Linked DNA regions of Mus musculus: region 1 is linked to region 2. The links are chromatin loops, found by intact Hi-C in ENCODE. Cell type or tissue: left cerebral cortex. All regions are shown on one strand. Each heading gives the region's core, and the rest is flanking DNA. Links, peaks and the distances in the headings are about the cores only. Region 1 overlaps Cfap70 (cilia and flagella associated protein 70). Region 2 holds the start of Mrps16 (mitochondrial ribosomal protein S16).

Evidence for each region. Hi-C counts contacts between places; a loop is a spot of excess contacts. Peaks named below come from ENCODE experiments on the same cell type or tissue, not always from the same donor. Only the 100,000 strongest peaks of a DNase experiment are listed, where the experiment ranks them.
Region 1: a loop joins it to region 2, with 1.9 times the contacts of the local background. A loop is called at or near these places in 8 of 42 quality-filtered maps.

The regions. Positions count from the first base shown.
Region 1 is chr14:20,441,272-20,451,162 of GRCm38, forward strand. It overlaps Cfap70 (cilia and flagella associated protein 70), which reads right to left. Exons shown (of 29, transcript NM_029698.1): 2 at 7,284-7,386; 3 at 6,164-6,350; 4 at 2,590-2,688; 5 at 2,332-2,411. The coding sequence starts at 7,346. Among named protein-coding and RNA genes, the nearest start is that of Cfap70, 6.0 kb to the right of the region's middle. In left cerebral cortex, for the core only: no CTCF peak of the experiment used is centred there; DNase peaks (open chromatin) are centred at 5,817 and 6,100; H3K27ac peaks cover 279 bases.
Region 2 is chr14:20,388,363-20,398,253 of GRCm38, forward strand. It overlaps Mrps16 (mitochondrial ribosomal protein S16), which reads right to left and starts at 5,272. Exons shown (of 3, transcript NM_025440.3): 1 at 5,119-5,272; 2 at 3,531-3,791; 3 at 2,860-3,098. The coding sequence starts at 5,131. The coding sequence ends at 2,965. It overlaps Cfap70 (cilia and flagella associated protein 70), which reads right to left. Exons shown (of 29, transcript NM_029698.1): 26 at 8,821-8,910; 27 at 6,552-6,653; 28 at 6,271-6,318; 29 at 5,828-6,039. The coding sequence ends at 5,959. It overlaps Dnajc9 (DnaJ heat shock protein family (Hsp40) member C9), which reads right to left and starts at 548. Exons shown (of 5, transcript NM_134081.5): 1 at 242-548; 2 at 1-78. The coding sequence starts at 421. In left cerebral cortex, for the core only: a CTCF peak has its summit at 5,215 (motif pointing left); a DNase peak (open chromatin) is centred at 5,334; H3K4me3 peaks cover 1,821 bases; H3K27ac peaks cover 1,518 bases.

The sequences.
Region 1 (9,891 bases), core at 1,345-9,344, 54 kb after region 2:
GTTGGGTCCTTACACATAAGCCATCTACATCTCCATCATCTCTATACCTTCATCATCATCATCATCGTTGCTATCATTATACAGGGCCTCACTATGTAGCACTGGTGGGCTTGGAACTCACTATATACGCCAGCCTAGCCTCAGACTCATGGAGATCTACCTGCTTCTGCCTCCCAAGTGCTGGGATTGAAGACACGTATCACCATACTCACTCTTGTATGATTATTTATTATAATTTAAATGTAGTGTTTTATAGTAAGATATTTTCAAGTGTTTTTGTGTGTGTGTGTGTACACGCACACCTAACACTCTCACACACAATACAATAAAAGGTTTAAATATGCATTTACAATTTTAAAATTATATATTTAAAATTATTATTTACTTATATGAATGGGTAGGTGGTCAGAGGGCAACTTATGGGAGTTGGTTTTCTCCCTCTACTATGTAGGTCCCCTGGCACCCAAGTGTGTTTCCCACTGAGCCATCTCACTGGCCCTTTAAATGTGTATTGATTGCTAATAATGTGCTGGTGATGAAGAAGAAGACACTTTCCCTTTCATTATGAAACTCATATTACAGTTTAATGAGTTATGACAAGTCCTGCACAGAATACTGCTGTTGGGAAGCACCAGAGAGGGAGAGGATAACTAATTATTGGGTTGTAGAAGATGAGGAAACAACGCTATCAGATCCTGCTTTCACAGGATATCAAGGAGTCTGTGGCTTGGATCAACAAGGGAAATAAAAAAAAAAAATTCAAGGTCCATCCCATGGCTCCGAGAGGATGGCCTTGTCAGACGTCAGTGGGAGGAGCAGCCCCTGGGCCTAAGGGGGTCGATGCCCCAGTGTAGGGAAATGGCAGGGTGGGCAGACAGGAGTAGGTGGGTGACTGGGGGAGCACCCTCATAGAGGCAGGGGGAGGGGGAGGGATTAGGGGGTTTCCGAAGGGGAGACCAATTTGAAATGTAAATTAAGAAAATATCCAATTAAAAAAATAATAATTCTTGGTCCAAAGAAAAGTTACAGTAAAGGGCTGAAACAGTGTGCCGCCTTCAGGCAGAGGTAAGGGCACAGTTCGGGTTACTGGAACGAAATGCATAGGTGCCGTGAGTCACGTCAATCAACTGGGAGACGGATCTGGACCGTGACGCACACAGTGGATAAGTCCTGAGCCACACTAGGCAGGGAGACGATGTAATCAGATTTGCTTTTAAGTTACTGTGTAAGCAGCGGGAAGGCTGGAGTGGGGGAGGGGGGAGGTCAAGTGCCAAGATTATGCCCAGGACCCGATGAAAGCTGCGGTAAGGAGCATCGAGTAGGGAAACGGAATAAAGGCTCTAATGAGGCTGGACTGGGAGACCGGTCGTCAGGATCCGTGGCTGCCACTTAGATCCTGTCATGTAATTTCATGGATGGGCAAAGCCATGGGCCTGAGACACTAAGAGGAAAGAAAGAGCAAGTTTAGGGGAAGAGCGTGAGTTCAGGGTTAGAATGCTGTGTCTTAGATGTTTATAGGGTGCCACTGCAGAGATTCCAGTGCAGTGCAGTCTCACATTCTGAAATTCAGGACATGGTGTTGGCTGGCACTATTGAATTAGAAGTCTTCAACCAAGCTGGGCAGTGGTGGTGCATGCCTTTAATCCCAGCACTTGGGAGGCAGAGGCAGGTGGATTTCTGAGTTCAAGGCCAGCCTGGTCTACAAAATGAGTTCCAGGACAGCCAGGGCTACACAGAGAAAACCTGTCTCAGAAAACAAAACAAAAAACCAGAGGCAAGCTGCTATGTCTACCCGGGCGGGCAGTATACTGTCATATGTAATTCGGGCAGTATACTGTCATATGTAATTTAACCCACAGGCACATAGCTCAAGAAGCATTTCCAGGGCTGGAGAGATGGCTCAGCAGTTAAGAGCACTGACTGCTCTTCCAGGGGTCCTGAGTTCAATTCCCAGCAACCACGTGGTGGCTCACAACCATCTGTAATGGGATTCGATGCCCTCTTCTGGTGTGTCTGAAGATAGCTACAGTGTGCTCACATATATTAAATAAATAAATATTTAACAACAACAACAACAAGCATTTCCATAGCTAAGCCTTCCATAACATACTTCTGGATGAAGTAGCCAATACTTGCTCTTTGCCTCGTCAGTTCATCACACTGGGTGATAAACCATGGGGTGGGGCTTAGTTTATTTGTCCCTGCTTACCAGAAACCAGCACCATCAGTATTGTGAAAGGAAGTGACCAGTGCATTGCACTCACCTGCCCTGGACCTTATATCTGGACTATGAGGCAGGCTGAAAACACTAAGACTTAAAACTCGGGTTACCTTAGAGCCTGGCAAAGGAGTTTCCAAGGGTGACCCAGGCACAGGGTGTAATGGGACCGTTGTTTCAAATGACTCCTCTCCTGTAAGGTCAAGTTGAGCCAGAGAACAAAGGGTCAGATCAAAGCTGTTATGGCACAGTCATGTCTTCATCTTCCACTAAACTCCTTCAAAGTTAAGGAGGCTGGGTTTCACACATTACGGGGTGTAGGTTTTATGAGTTTTGCTATTTTTTGCTTTTGGATAGAGTATACCTCTGACCTTCTAGTAAAGGAAGAAGATCCACCACAGCTTGGCCAAGAATTAAGGTCTTTTCATCTTTCTGTTTCTTTTCCTTTGGCAAAACTTCAGTCACCGTTACTAGAAAAGTCAAAGCAAAGAAAATGAGAGCATTTCTAACCACTCCACCAGACAACAAAGCCTTGGCAAGCAAAGTCTAAGTTAGAGAAAGTGAATTCTGTCATGGGATGTATAGCGCAATGAAAAGAACGCTTGCTTGAGGCTTCAGATTCCAGGACGGACACCAACAACAGCAGCAGCACAATTATCCCGAAATCCAGGAAGGTGCATCGGGGACTAGTGGGAGCCAGTGGGAAGTCACTTGCTCTGTGACTTCTGAACTTTCTGCCATGAATTACACGGAATAGATAGTACCTCGGAGTCACGCAGAACATATGTGTAAAGGCATGATGCACACAGCTGCTGGCCACAAAGCTACTACTCCTTAGCATCAGAAAGCACCACTGCTTCCTATCATAGTTATCATTAAAGATTAACGACAGAGGTGGTGGAAGAAAGACTTGCAAGTTCAAGGTCAGCCTGGACTAATGGTGAAACTGTGTTTCTTGGAAATTCTTTAGAAATTAACATTTTTAGCTAGGACCTCACGTATCTCAGACTTTCCTCAAACTCACCGTATAGCCAAGGATGACCGTGAACTCCTGATCCTTCCTCCTCCACTTCCTGAGTCCTGGGATTACAGGTGTGCCTACTGTCTTAGTTAGGGTTATCGTGGCTGTGGTGAAACACCATGACCAAAGCAACTTGGGGAGAAAAGTATTTATCTGGCTTACAGTCCACATCACTGTTTATCATCAAAGGAAGTCAGGGCAGGAACCTGGTGGCAGGAGCTGATGCAGAGGCCATGGAGGGGTGCTGCCTACTGGCTTGCTCCTCGTGGCTTGCTTAGCCTGCTTTCTTCTAGAATCCAGGACCATCAGCCCAGGGATGACACCACCCACAATGGACTGGGCCCTCCAATATCAATCACTGATTTAAAAAATACCCTATGAGACCAGCAGTGGTGGTGTGTACTCGGGAGGCAGAGGCAGGAGGATCTATGTGAATTTGAGGCCAGCTTGGTCTACAGAGTAAGTTCCAGGATACACAGACAAACTCTGTCTCAAAAATCAAAAAATGTTCCATAGGTTTTGTTTACAGTGTACAACTCATCTTATGAAGCCCTTTTCTTTTCTTTCCCCTTCCTTTCTTTTTTTTTTTTTTTTAATTTTTTTTAGACAGGGTATCACGCTGATGTCTGGCTGTTCTGGAACTCAGTATATACACCAGACTGGCCTCAAATTCACAGAGATCCACATGCCTTTGCCTTCCAAGTAGAAGCATTTTTTTTTTCATTTTGGTTTTCCAGATATCTGAATACTATATTTTAGGTATTTGAACATTAATTCTTTTCAGTCCAACATTTAATAATGAGAGTCAATTAGATGAGTTTCCTCTTAGTTATCAGTTTTCATTATCTAACTATAGTTCTTTCCCTTTATTGAAGAACCCCCTCCCCCAATGCAATGTATCCCAATTACAGTTCCCTTCTTTCTTAGTTAGGCGTTTATTACTGTGAAGAGACACCAGGACCATAGCAACTCTTATAAAGGCATACATTTTATTGGGGCTGCATTACAGTTTCAGAGGTTTAATCCATCACTGTCATGGCGGGAAACATGGCAGGATTACAGGCAGACATGGTGCTGAAGAAGGCGCTGAGAGTCCTACATCTGGATCAGCAGGCAGCAGGAAGAGACACTGGGCTTGGCTTGAGCTTCTGAATCCTCAAAGCCCACCCCTCTGTGGTGACACACGTCCTCTAACAAGATCACGCCTACCAAGAAGCTGCACATCCTGATTCTTTCAAATAAAGCCACTTCCTTTGATCCTTTGGAGGCCATTTTCATTAAAACCGCCACACCCTCCCATATTTATCCCAGCTTCTCCCCACTTCTGTATCCACCCTGTTTCTGTCTCTCATTAGAAAACAGACTTCCAAGGATACATAATATAATATAATGTACTGTAATATAATATGATGAAATAAAAACTAACACATTGGAATAGAACAAAACAAACAAGCAAAAGGAAAAGAAACCAAGGAAAGGCAAAAGAACCTGATGTAGCTAGAGAAACCCACTTGTTTGCACACCCAACAATCTCATAAAAAAAAAAAAGCAAACCCACTAGACTGGAAGGCATAATGTCTGTGCAAAGGACCTGTAGGGTTAAAAAAATGTAACATAAAAATTAAAATGTTAGAATAATAAAAAGCCCTCATATGATATTATGAGACAATGAATCTCCAAAGATGCCATTGAATACATTTCCTATTGGCCAGCTACCCTGGGCATGCGGCCTACCCTTCAGAGTAGTCAGTTTCCTCAGTGCACACTAGGCAAGTATTCTACCACCTAGTCTTCATGAGACCCTGACTAGCACCCACATAAAACTTGGGAGCCTGTGGCAAGCATATGTGGGTTGAATAAGAATGACCCCCCATTGGCTCATATACTTGAATGCTCACAGAGTGGCATTAGGAGGTGTGGCCTGGTTGGAGGAGGTGTGGCCTGGTTGGAGGAGGTATGGCCTGGTTGGAGGAAGTGTGTCACTGAGAGTGGATTTTGGGGTTTCAAATGCTCAAGCCAGGCCTAGAATCTCTTTCTCTTCCTGCTGCCTCCTGATCTGGATGTAGAACTCTGAGCTCCTTCTCCAGCACCATGTCTGCCTGTGAGCTGCCATACTTTCCACCATGACGACAATGAACTAAATCCTGAATGTAAACAAGCTACAAATAAATGATTTTATATGAGATGCCATGGTTGTGGTTAGGGTAGGGGTGGGGTGGGGGCGGGCAATCTTGACATAGGTAGATTCCTGGAACTAATTGGATAGCCAAGGAGAGACCCTATCTCCAAAGCCAAGGTGAACAGTAATACAGGAAGACACCTAACATTGATCCTTGGCCTCCTCACTCACATATGCACCAAAATACATGTGCGCACAACACACACACATACACAGAAAGAGAGAGGGAGGGAAAGGGGGAGGGGAGAGCAGATTAAAACGAAACAAAGTAAAAGACCTAGCAAACAGTGCAACAAATTACATCAGCTACAAAGACATAAAGTCTACATGGAAACCAGGAAAACACAGACGCAGAAACCACTCATCTTTCCATCTGCCTCACTCCACAGAGACTCTGAATGCTTGTTATGCTACAGATATTTCTAGGAATTGAAAATTTAGCCAGAGAGGCAAATGAAAAATGGCCACTCTTGATGGTGTATATACAAAAGCACAGGTAATACAGGATACCCAGTTAGGCTTGAATGTCAAATAAACAATGGGTGATTTTAAAGCTTGTATCAAGTTCTTTGGGTTTTTCTTCCTTAAAAATCATTTCTCCCTAAAGCCTGGCAATGGTAAGGATTGGGAGGAGGACTGAGGGAGTGGGTGAGCGGGAGCGGGGCGGTGAAGCTGGCACTTCGCCCATCCCCGGGACTCCGCGCTCAGAAGCTCCTTGCAAGGCACTTAGAACCACGAGACTTACAGAATAAAGGCTTGTGGGCGAGGTCATCTAAGGCACCGCCTCCATCTGGGCTGAGGTCAATGTTGCTAGTAAAGTTGTACTTTGCAGTTCCTTCGGGAGAGACAGTGACTTTTGAAGAGTCTCCAAGAACTGTCTGGTTGAATTCTGCACGGACAAAAGTAACTGGGGTGTCTCCTTTGAAGCCTTTCTGTGGGCACAAACATCATGTTACAGTTTCAAATGCCATACATCTTTAAAAAGTGAGAAAAAACTACACAGGGAAATAAAATCCTGCGGCTTTATTGTGCAGGGACTATTAACATTTAGAATATATTTTATGCTTCTGTGAATATATATATATATATATATATATATATATATATATATATATATATATATATTGGTTTTTCAAGACAGGGTTTCTCTGTGTAGCCCTGGCTGTCCTAGAATTCACTCTGTAGACCAGGCTGGCCTCGAACTCGGAAATCTGCCTGCCTCTGCCTCCCAAGTGCTGGGATTAAAGGCGTGCACCACCACTGTCCCGTTAACATGTATATATTTTTATATGTGCATTATTAAACAAACAACTTATTAACTATGCCCTTTTAAACAACAGCTCTGTAAACTTCAGGACATTGAATATTTTCCCATTTTATTATTCACCTAATTCTTAGTGGTTATTAGAGGTCTATTATTTGAGATCCTGAAATGAGATTACTCAGATGGAGAATGCAGGAATAGTTTAGATCCTTTTCAGAAGAAAGGAATTCTAAGTCAGATGGTGTGGCTTGAGCTGTAATTTCAGCAACTAGGAGGTTGAAACTGAAGGATTGCTGTGAATTTGAGGGAGGCTCAGCTAGTGAACCTCTGTCTCAGAAGAAAGGGTAAGGGGGAAGAAATTACATAGCAAAACAGAAATGATTTGTTTAAACCTTGCTAAATTTAGCATTCAAAAGGCCAGGTATTCTATTCTAGACATGCCGCAAGATGACTCGCAGAGTACAGACTACCACCACGGAACACCTTGAGAAGCTCACTCTGCTTAGAGGGAGATTACACAGAACTTTGGTCTTGCCCCACCCCCACCCCCCCAGTCCCCGTGCTCTAAATAGGGACTCTGGGCTTTCAAGAGTCAATTTACCAAATCATATCCATTTGTCACAGTAATGTGCACAATTTTCGTTGTGCTTGACGTCTGGTCCATGTCTGCACTTGGTCAAAGTCTCTCTGGTCTTCTTTGGCCTCTATGAAGATAACAGATGAGTTTGTTTCCTCGTGGACAACATCGTACCCAGGACCACAGGAGCTGCAGACACATTACAGGCTAGCATTGCTTATCCCTGCTTAACCCACTTTTTAGCCCACTCTTTGCCACCTCGGCTGCTGGACAGGAAGTCGCCATAGGCCTGGCTCCACTAATTGATGTTAAAAGTCCCTCAACACATAAGTGGTCCATGAAATGCAAATGATCAGAAGGCAGAGACTGGGACGGCCATCACTCACTGTTCCTTCCACCCACGTTCCCACGTATGGGAGGCTCCCTTCCAAGATTATGTCCCAGGTCTATGGAAACTTGGAACGGCAAAGGCTTAGGTCTCTACATCGATATTTTCAAATACTTTTACAGACAATTTCAAAGCTAAACTGTTGTCCAGGTGTGACAGCATATACCCCTGTAACTTTGACATGCAGGAAGCTGAGGCTGGAGGATTGTGAGTTCTAGGGCAACCTGGTCTACATAGTGAGTTCAAAACCAGTCACCCAGGGCTACACAGACAAACCCTTCCCACCAGATAGATAGATAGATAGATAGATAGATAGATAGATAGATAGATAGATAGATAGACAGACAGACAGATAGATAATAAATGTATGCTTGTTTTGAGACAGGATCTCATATAGCCTAGGCTAGCCCTGTGAAAGTTAGTACTGTCAGCTTGAGAACTCTCTACACTCCTGAAGTTGTGTGCCTGTAGGAGCTAGTTTTGGTCATGCTGAAGTGGAGAGACTGAGCTCCGGTGGGGCTCCACTCCCTCGTCTTGGGGGCTCCACTCCCTGGCCTTGGGCTCCTGTATGAAGAGAGAAAGCCAGCTGAGCACTAGCCGCAGCACACGCTTCTCTTTGATGGCTGACAAGTGTGACTAGGTTCACCACCATGATGGACTGTAACCTGGAACTGTGGGCTAAGAACAAGCCTTTCCACCGTAAGTCACCACTGTCAGAGTATTCTATCACAGTTCAAAGAAAAAACCACAAAAACAAAAAAGAAACTAAGATAGCTAAGGCTGATTTTGAACTCCTAATTTCCCCTACCTCTACCTCCTGGGATTATTTAAGAGTATGCTGTGCTAGGGGTGGAATCCCGGCCTTCAGGGATGCACACTGTGTAAGGACTGCCAAGGGAACCATCCCTCCTCCTCCCCCTGCACGCCTCTCTCTCTCTCTCTCTCTCTCTCTCTCTCTCTCTCTCTCTCTCTCACTCACTCATCTTAAAGATTGGGTTTTCTACTTCAATCCAAAGTGAAATATGATGAGGAAAAGCCTTGCACACCACTGCCAGGAAAGTAAACTAGCACAGCCACTATGAAAATCCATATGGAGGTTCCTCACAAAAGTAATAATGGCAAGTGAGAGACATGGCTGAGGGTGAAGAGCACCGGCTGCTCTTCTGGGAACTCAGGGTCCATCCCAGCACCTACATGGTGGCTCACAACTCTCTGTAAATTCCAGATCCACTGGATCTGATGCCCTCTTCTGACCTCCAAGGACACCAGAGATGTTATGTGGTGCACAGACATACATTCGCGCAAAACACCCATACATATGAAAAAGGAAGAAATAAAATTGTCATATTATCCATCATACACAGAGACATTTGTACCTCATGTCCATTGTATCACTATTCACAAGAACCAAGGTATGGAACCAGCCTGGAAGCTCACAAGACGAATGGAGAAAATATTATATAAGAACCATATACATTAGCCAGATAGTGGTGGCACACTCCTTTAATCCCAGCACGTGGGAGGCAGAGGCAGGAGGATTTCTGAGTTTGAGGCCAGCTTGGTCTACAGAGTGAGGTCCAGGACAATCAGGGCTATACAGAGAAACCCTGTCTTGAGAAGAAAAAAAAAAAGAAGAAGAAATACAAAAAAGAACCATATATATTATATATACAGTAAAGTGTAAAGAATAATGAACTTAGATTCAGAAAGACAAATCTGTGTATTTTCTCTCATATGAAGTATTTATATTTAAATATGTAATATATACATGACAAGAGATAGAAGTGGGTGTGTAGAAGGAGGGTACAAAGGGAGGAGGGATAAAGAAGGATAATGCAAGGGAAAAGAGACAAATACCACATCTTCCCTCCCCTAGGCAGCACCTAGGTTTAAACACACATTACAGGAAAGCAGATGTGGGACTGTTTGGGGTTGAGGGAGGGAAGGGAAGGGAAGAGAAAAGTCAGGCAAATGGGAGAAAGAATCTAAATTAAGTACAAGGACTGAGATATGTAGATCTGTCGTAGATTTGTTTTGTGTGTTTACTGAAAATAAATTTGAAATCTGAAGTAGAACATATCTCTGAGGACCTGTGCATCTGTGCATACTGTGTGCATCCATGTGGGACAGGTAATGCCTTCAGACTTCACAGTCACCATGCCATTTCCCAGTGACTCCCTCAGTCTTGCCCTTGCCTAAAAGCCTGACTTGTCACCCAAATGCTTCCAGGCCCTTTCAGGGCCT
Region 2 (9,891 bases), core at 704-8,703:
TTCGTCCACTGTCCCCTGTTCATCGTACACTGCTTTCTGTTCCTTGTCACTCAGAACCGCGTAGACTCTTCCCAAGATCTGTAAGCAGAGTATCCAAAAGTCATCCTGAACCTCCCACCGAAACAGGGCAGCTAGAAAAGCTGAAAAATGCCAGGCCGAGGATCAGCAGTGCGCTGTCCTAGGAGCAGGGGCCCCGCGAGAGCACAAGTCCGGGCAGCAGTCCGAACGCGGGCCCACAAACCTGGAAGCGGCGGGTGGCGTCCTCTTTCTGGTCCTCCTCTACTCGGTCGGGGTGCACTTGCAGGGACACTTTGTGGTAGCCGCGTCGGACCTCGCCGTCCGAAGCCTCGCGCCGCACGCCCAGCACTTGGTAGAGGTCGGCGGTGCCAAACACCTGCTCGCACAGCTCCAGCAGCCCCATGCCAGGGAAGAGGCTGCTCCGCGAACCCGGGGAAGCTGTAGCCACAGCCGCTCTGCTGGACAGCGGACCGCCGGCCGCCTTTTCCCGCCCAAATAACTCTGGGCGCCTGCGTCACAGGAGAAGCGCCGGGGGCGGGGCCAGCCGCACTTTACGGCAGCCGCAAAGCAGCCTCGCTCTCGCCCGCGAAGTAAAATGAGACGGCGGTGGCGTCTTCTGGAGAGGAGGCACGCCCCACCCGGTGCCAGCCACTACTGCGCTTCCTCCCAGTTCCCTGCACAGCTCAATGATACATGAGAGTACGGTACAAGACACAACGAAAGTTTTCCGAATAGAGAGCGGATGCTCGGGCTGGAGAGGATGCTCAGCGGGTTGGAGGGCATGCCGCCATACCTGACGACCTCTGGGACCCATACAGTGGCAGGAGAGAACATACTCTGTCAAGTTGTCTTTTGGCCTACACACACACAAACACACACAATCATACACAATCATACAAAATAAGGAAAACTGGGAAACTTGACATGTTCAACCCAAAGGTTAATGTGTTTTTTAAGGTGATACTCAGAGTACAACTATAGGCTTAGATGACTTCATCTGGGATGAATCCCTCAGTCCATGCAGGAATAGCCTGTATCAATCAAAATACACAAAGCACAACTTTTAAGAATGCCTTTTATCTCAAAGGATGTGTATCTTTGGCAGCACAGAATCAGCGCCACTCACCTGCTGCAGTCACCTCACACAGCAATGGAAACTAATTGCACTGACCCACCCATCCTATCATTTTAAATAGTTCAGTGCTTCTTCGGCTTTTCCCCTCCTCGGATCTAAAAATCAAGGCCAACTAAACTTAGTTCCTCTCTTACCTACTTTCAAAGTTCCTTCATGCCCAGTGAAGGAAAACCAGCAGCCACACTGGATGGAGAGCAACCTCTGAATGTACATAAGTAACTATTCTCAGAATCCAGATAAAACAGGCCAGAGCACTACATTCCTAAAGAATGTAGCCTTACTCTAGAACTTAAAACCTACATTAACCAGCACGTAAAAGCAAACCTGTGATTCGTGTTTATAGCTGTAGAATCCCATGGTTCTGGGGCACTGTGAGGCAGACGGTGTGTTTGATTTCATACAGCCTGTCATTTACATACTGAACTCACAATACCTAAACACGACTCTATCATAGACTGTTCTGTGTATGCGTGCACATTCATGTGTTGGTTAGAGTGGGCATGTGCATGCTTTAACACATGGAGGTCAGATACCACCTTAGGTGTCAGTCTTCACTTCCTACCTCATTTGACACAAGATGTCTGTGTTGTTTCTCCACTGTGCATGCCAGCTTGCCCGTGTCTGAGGATTCCTTTGTCTCTCCACCGTCCCATGTCCCTGTAGGATGCTGCTATTGCAGACTCTTTGCTTCCTGTCTAACTAGTACATGGGGTCTAAGGATGTGAACTCAGTACCTCAGAGCTAAGGTAAAAATAAAGCGCTTTACGTCCTGAGCCATGTTCTAGGCTTCCCACTGGCATTTAAAGTGAGCTTTGGAATGGCTGTCTTATCATTTGTTTTTCCTTTCATATAGGCAACATTATATGTAGGAAAATACTTTGTAGGTAGACATACGGAGTTTGAATCCCAAGTTGTTCTCAAGTTATGTTTCCTACTCCTGAGCATAGCCTCCCTCATCTGTAACCGTGGATCTGACTGACCCACAGCTGTGATACAGAACACACAGCGACAGACTCTCAGCCTTTGGATGCACTTCCTTCTGATTACTCTTTAAAGGGTAGCGGAGGACGCCTTCATTCCCGCCACGCAGCAGACAGAGGCAGGTGGCCAGCCTGGCACACAAAGTCAGTTCTGTTCCGGAGAAACCAATCTCAGAAAAGAAAAACAAACAAAAGAAAACAATAAAAAAAAAAAAAAAGGTAAGGCTATTAAAGCCCCAACTTTTCCATCAGAGTCTTTGTATACATGAGCTCATGTGTCAAGGAAACAGACAATACACAAGGCGATTGTCTTCTTCACCTTTGGGATGATCCAAGTGGTTAAGGAAGCATTTGGGCCATGCATAGAAGCCCTCCCTGTAATCCTAGCACTCAGAGGACACTACAAGTTCAAGGTCAGGCTGGTGTATAGATTACATAAAACAAGCTCCACACCAGCCAGGGTTGCAGAGAAAAACCCTGTCTTAAAGAAAACATTTGAATGAGCCAAGAACACTCGGCTGAGGACTCTGAAGCAGGAACGTACTGGATACCAGCAAACTGTAAAGCTGCCCGTGTGACCAGGGCCTAACCCAAAGCCCAAACCTCCCTGTACCCCCTGCATGCCACAAGGTAAGGTAGGAAAGCCAAGCAGGTATCTACATCCAGCTCTAACATCAGACAAAAGAAACCTCTGTCTGACTCCTGCTCAGGCTATGCCAGAGGACCGTGACTTAGAAAACTCCATTTATTGATCCTTAAAACCCAACACAAAACTTTATGCACAAGTTTCACAGGCCCTTGACTTTGCGGCCACGGCAGTGTTCACTGAAGTCAGCTTGCTTCTGTCTCTTTGGCCTCTGACTCTGCTTTCTGAGACGCTAAGAGGACCTCTCGTGCTCTCCTCCTCCGTAGTCTCTCAGCATTGGTGATCATCATTGGATGAAGGGGGAAAAAGCCAGACAGACCTAAAAGCAACAGGATTCTCATTATAATGTAGCTCACATGTAGTTTCCCAAGAGTCTGCTTCCCAGAACTGAAACCCAACACCTGACCAACAGCATAGGCAAGAAATAGGCTCCTGGCTTGCTAAGCTCACTGTCTACTTCCTAACACCGTTCTCCTCACTAATAAACAAACAAACAAACAAACAAACTGACAGGCAGGTATCCACGACACAGTTGTCCCATTTTTTTTGCACAAAATCCCAGTCACTTGGAGTGTTCTAAAGGAGACCATAAAGGGGGTCTCCAGATTAAAAAACGGCAGTTACACTACTTCACCCTCCACTCCTGTCCAGAGCAGCTTGGATGGAATAGAAACCATTCTTCTTTTCCATCCTCACAGAGTTGACCACAGTATAACATCTGTTAAATTATCTAAGCTCAGGGCTGGTTTACCTAGAAGTTTCTCCATAGGCTTAGAGAGGTGAGCCCCACAGCCAATCCAATGCCGGATACGGTCCAGGTTGAGGGCAACTAGTTTTTCTCCGTGACTGTTGGGTAGTGGATCATAGGAGCCCAACTGCTCCACAAATCGGCCATCCCTGGGGCACTTGTTGTGAGCAGCCACAATGCGGTAAAAAGGCCGGTTGGTGCAGCCACCCAAAGCAAGGCGTATGGTTAGGTGGCCTCCGTGGTAGGCTTTGCAGAAAATGGTTGCTGTAGAGAAATAGTTCGTTAGGGTGCAAAAATGTTTAGTAGACTCAAAATATAAGGTAATATAAGGTAAAGGCACAATTCCTCCTTCTACTGCAATGTTCTCACTTCCAATCTATGCCCTGCCCCATCCAGCTTAGATACAATCGTGTGGGTGAAACTCCTCCTTAACCCCTCCAGACCAGACATACCTCCTTTTTTCCAAATCCACATAACACAGTCCTGCCGAGGTTGGGGTCCACTTTACCCTTGGAGACTCCATCTTGTAAATAGTCTCCACTTTGTACTAAGATAAATTCTAAGAAACAGCTGAATTCCCAGAAATGGCTTCTGGCCCCAGGCGCCCCATATGAACTTAGGCCACAATATCTCACCCTATGCCTTGTTGGTTAGCAACTAGTCCGGACTGAAACCAACCAGCCACTATATAGGCTCTGACTGGCTGGCCTCAATCCAGGCCAAGTTAAGAAGCCAACTGAGACCCTATAGGTGGAACAACAATATGAACTAACCAGTACCCAGGAGCTCTTGTCTCTAGCTGCATATGTATCAAAAGATGGCCTAGTCGGCCATCACTGGAAAGAGAGGCCCATTGGACTTGCAAACTTTATATGCCCCAGTACAGGGGTACGCCAGGGCCAAAAAGGGGGAGTGGGTGGGTAGGGGAGTGGGGGGTGGGTATGGGGGACTTTTGGGATAGCATAATGTAAATGAGGAAAATACCTAATAAAAAGTTTAAAAAAAAAAAAAAGCCAACTGAGGTACTTGACCGGTAGTAACCCACTTAAAATGACAGGTATGGAAAACCATGCATGTGGTCCCTAGCCCATCCAATTTGTGGTTTTTATGTTTTAAAAGGTTGTCCTGTCTTGCCCCACGCTGTCACGTTTTGGACCCCGAACCCAGCCGTCTCCCCGAAATATTAGCTTTTAAAATAAGCTTGCTGGTTTAAACTTGGTTTTCATATTGGATTATTTCCAAATTCTCGGACCCTAACACCATTTACTAAGCCATGACCTTGTCTTACCCTTAGGTGCCTCATCTGTAAAACGATTTCTACGATGTGTGGTAAAAAACTGAGACAGGCTGGGCGCGGTGGCGCACGCCTCTAATCACAGGGCCTTTGGGAGGCAGAGGCAAAGGTCTGTCTAGGAAGGAGTTCGAAGCCAGCCCGTCTTTACGCTGCGAGTTCCAGGCCAGCCAGAGCTACCCAGTGAGACCACTGCTAAAAGCGAGACGGACTGAGACGAAGCTCCGCTGGAAGGCGATGTGGCCGCGCCTAGCCCGGGTCGCCGCAGCCCACGCCCGCCCGGAAGCCCCGCGCACTCACTGAGCTGGACCATGGTGCCTGGGCGAGCGGCTCTCCAGCTGTCCCGCTGCACAGCCCCGCGGCACAGAGCCTGAAGCCCGGAAGAGCGCCCCCAAGCGGCCGGCGGGCACACGACGCGACGTCCGCACCACTCCAGAGCCGGAAAGCCCTCTGCGGAAGCCTCCGGCCGATCGGCCCGCCCCTTCCGCTTTCTCTTCCAATGCGCACGGGAGGGCAACCGAGCGCCGGGAGTGCCACAGGGCGCCGGTGACTGATCCTTGACTGCTACGGAAGAGGCGTGTCTGTAGGCGTGGGCTGCTGGCGGTCTTCAGCTGAGTGCCTGCGGCGTGCGGGAGACTTTCCTGTCCGCGGCGGTGCTGAGTTCCTTGCAGGCCGTTCCATCCTGCGACGGTTCCCCCGCCTCCGGAATATCCTCTGTTCTCTTACCCACTGTCAACTGTGTGTGACACAGCACAGTTGTATTCTGGTCCCACCTTTGAAGATGTTGCCTTAATTTCCAAGCCCCAGTAACATTGGTCCAGAACTTTGGCAATTGTGCACCTCCAGGGAATCTTACCAACAAGGTGATCAGATAAACTTTAAAAAGTAATTCTAATAGTCACACCATTATGCCAGATATCTACCCACAAATAGTGGCTATTAATTAGCTACATGTACATAAGAGCATATAAAATATAATGTGCTATACATACGACTCCAGAAACATGATAAATTTTGAGTTTGGGGTTTATATTTTTTTAATGTGAACTAAAGGGGTGGGGATGGGCAGGCTTCATCTGGTGACAGTTTGGAAAGGAAACGTGCTTGGGGCTCCATATTAAATATCCACTTGTAAGGCTGTCAGAAAGATGGATTTCCAAAACCAACCATTTCCTGTACAGTGTGGATTTCTTCAAGTAGAGCCTGGTCTTTCAGTTTCAGCTGCAGAAACAAGGCAGGGAAGAAGTTATGTCCAACACACCAGGTGACTTTGAAGACCCCTAATTTAAGAGGCTCCAGATTTGTGGGGACGGGATGGGCCTCTCCTGTATTCTCGACACCATGGAAGCTCTCAAAGAATTGGAATGTATTGGATCTTGGGTGGGAATTCATCAGGCACTGAGCGCTCTCATGGTCTGTACACTCTCAGAATGGCAATCAGCTGTCGCATACCTTTATTGTGTACTTATAAGCCTGCTCTGCTTCCAGTTGTCGTCCAACCTGAAAGAAGCAATTAACATCTTTCCTAGTAAAATGTGAATCGGAGGTTACTGACCACATCCATCTCAAGGAGGAACCGCCCAGAACATTCTCCTTGTCATCAGTAGAGACAAATCTGGAACTCTTCCAACTTCAGTTGCTGTGTGCTAACAGCCAGCTTACCTTTCTTTCTTAGTTGGGCCTTCACCTGACCCCTGAGAGGGCCTTGTGAAGGGACAATAAGAAACACTCACTTTCAGGCAGACCAGAGCCAGATAGGCCCACACTTCGGCGTTGCAGTTATTCAACGCGTTGGCTTCAGACAGAGCATCCTCAGCTTCCGTGAGCTCCTCCAGCTTGGCAGAGAGAGAGTTAGGAGATACAGTCCAAATTGGTTTCCACTTAAGCATAGTAGAGTTGTTAGAATTCCTTCTAGGCTCCACCCCACGGTTACCTGGCAATTGCCAGGTATGCCTAGTTTACTATGAAAGGAGCTCCTCTCTTTGCTCTCTCTCTCTCTCTCAATGATTCTGGCCTTCCCTCTTCTCCTCTTCTTCCCTCCCCGCCCCCCCCCCTTTCTCTGTCTCTACTACTTTCTCAACTCCCTTACACATGCCCTAAATAAACTCTATTCTATACTGTATCTGTTGTGTGGCTGGTCCCTCAGGGGGAAGGGGTGCCTCAGCATGGGCCCACAGAGGCAACCTCTCCCACCTCACTATACCACACCTCTACCAAAACATATCCTGGCCTCTTTTCTACTTCATAAAACACAACTAGAGTCAGCTTAGATGAATCTGCTATTCAACCAATAGATGTCCACGACCTATACCAGTGCTACTCAAAAAAAAAACAAAAACAAAAACAAAAAAAAACCTTCAAAATTCACCAGTGTTTCTGAATTCATATGTAGCATATACTTTATATGTCCTACATAATTATGTAACTATTAAAAAACATTATTTGTGGATGGATATATGGTAGGTATATATCTTTCCTCTCATTTTTTGTTTATTTTTGTTTTTTAAATTATTTAGAGACTGAGTGTTCCTGTTAGTGAAACTTATGGCTGGAAACTCAGGTATTTCAGGCTAGCCTTGAACTTGAAACTATCTTCCTTCCTCAGCTGATCAGGAATTGGGATTGTATTTATGAGCCCCCAGGCCAAGATTTTGTTTTCTGTTTGTTTTCTGTGTTAAAAGAACAGTGAGTTTCAAAGGCTGTGAAAATATGAAGCACAGCTTTCCAGCCATGTCCATGTTTTGACTCACACCTTAAGTTTTACAGACATGTATTCAGTCGACATACATTTGCTGAAGTGTACTCTGCTCAGCAATATACATGATACTAAGAATTAAAGTATGTATGTACATATACAGCCCCTGCCCTCAGAGACCTCACTGGTAGATAAATAAACAAATATAATGAAAAATCAAATACATAAACAGTTCTACAAAATAAATATTTCCAGAGCAAAAGTACACTTATGACCTAAAGGTGACACAAAGAAATAGTATCAGATCTACCCTAAGACTGAAGAAAAATGGCCTCAGAGAAGAAACATCACTAAAATGGACCATGAGGGGTAAGTTGGAGTTTGTTAGAGGCACAAGATCAAGAGGGATAAAGGTGTGGGGTGTGATGGAGCACACGCACAGAAAACAACTTTTTTTTCTTGAGACAGGATCTTACTGTAGCCCTGGCTGGCCTGGAACTTGCTGTATAGACCAGGCTGGCCTTGGCTTCATAGAGAACTACCTGGCCTCTGCCTCCTGATTGATGGGATCAAAGGCATGTTGACAGCTCTGAAGGTGGTATCCCCAGCCTCAGGCAGGGACTCTGTGAACATGACAGATGCCAATAACATCATGGTTTAGGTAGAAAATCCTGTGTCTGTCATCCCAGTTTTGGTAGGTAAGAGAGAGAGCTTGAGAGTTCATTGTTATCTGTGGTAGTGAGTTTGAGACCATCCTGGGTATGGGAGAACTCCATCTTTAGTACTAGGCAAGACAGGAATTATATTCAAGTCTGACCATGTTAAGGGATTTGCAGATGAGATGTCTCATGTCTAAAATTCACCTTGAAAGGCTCTAGCGAGAAACCCTGGGACAAAGATGAAGACAATGAGCATCTAAAGCTAATGACTGCCGAATCAGGGTGACAGTGATGGGAAGGCATTTTCTTCTCTTTACAACTAAGGACAATTTCAAACAGTCCTTGATTTAAAAAAAAAAAAAAAAAAAAAAAAGACTTAAAGAAAAACATTGACGCTACAGCTGCTTGTGTGGGCCTGGGAGCTACCCTCTGTCTCTCTACATCTCAGATTCCTCAGGCCAGGTTTTCATGGTTTTTTGTTTTGTTTTGTTTTGTTTTGTTTTTTTAAGATATTTTTAGTTTCCTAGTCCAGGTTTCTGTTCATGAACAATTTTGAAGTACAGTTTTTTCATTAGACCACTGCCATCCCACCATCCCCATAAGCCCCCACAATCCACTTGGAGGACCCCCGGGCCTCTGCTCTCTTACCCGGTAACAGGCAATCCCTAGTCCTAGCCAAGTGAGGCACGAAGGTGATCTCTTACAGGCATGCATGTACGTTCTCTTTGCGTTTTCATACTGGCAAAAGAAAGGAGCGATAAGCTTAAATACCATGTTGTTAGGGTAACTGTGAGCTTCTTGGCAGTTTTGCTTCAGAATAGTCTGGAACACAGTGAGTCCTTGGATGATATTTCCATGAATACTTCAAAGGAGCCGTTGCAAGAGGGTGGGGAGGGGTGAGGAAGCCAAATGATAGGTCGCGTTTCACCTGGGAACAGATCCAAGGATTCAGGAGGGACTCACACAGGACATTTTTGGGCAAGCACAGTGGTTATTTGAATTCTGTCTAGACTGTGCGGAGTAGATCTTTTCACTTAGAAGTGGCACCATGTGGTGGGGATGGCAGACACCGAGTCTTTGGTCCCTCTGAGAACCTGTTTCCCTAGCAGACGTCTTAATGGTACCACAGAAGATATTTGGAGAAATTCAAAAGTCACTTTCATCCAGATGCAATGCCTACATCTCTAGCTGCCCAGCTTCTAAGAGTTGAGGCGAGAGGATTTTGAGTCCAGAAGTTCAAAGACAGTCTTATAATAAGTTACCGTTTCTTTCCTTTTAGTGTGGGTGAGGATAAGACAACATCTCATAGCCCAGACTGACCACAGAATTGCTGTGTGGCCCAGGATGACCTTAGCCAGCTGATTCTCCAAGCTCTGTCTCCTGGAAGCAGGAACTACAGGATGTGCTGCCACACCCAGTTTTATGTGGTGCTGGGGACTGAGCCCAGGGCCGCTTTCACGAGAGACATCCCTTCAACCAACTGCACTGTGTCTCTAGCCCGGCTTGTCTAAGACAAGAGCCTAGTATTTTCCCCAGGTTGGCTTATAAGTTCTGAGCTCAAGCCATCTTGTGACCTAAGCCCCTTGAGGGCTGGGATCATGCACTGCCACCCTCAGCAAGACCCTGTCTCTTTCCAAAACAAAACTTCCAAAACAAGTAAGACTTGGAGGCTCTTTCTCCTCTTGTACCTACAGCTGACCTTGAGCATTCAGCCTAGAA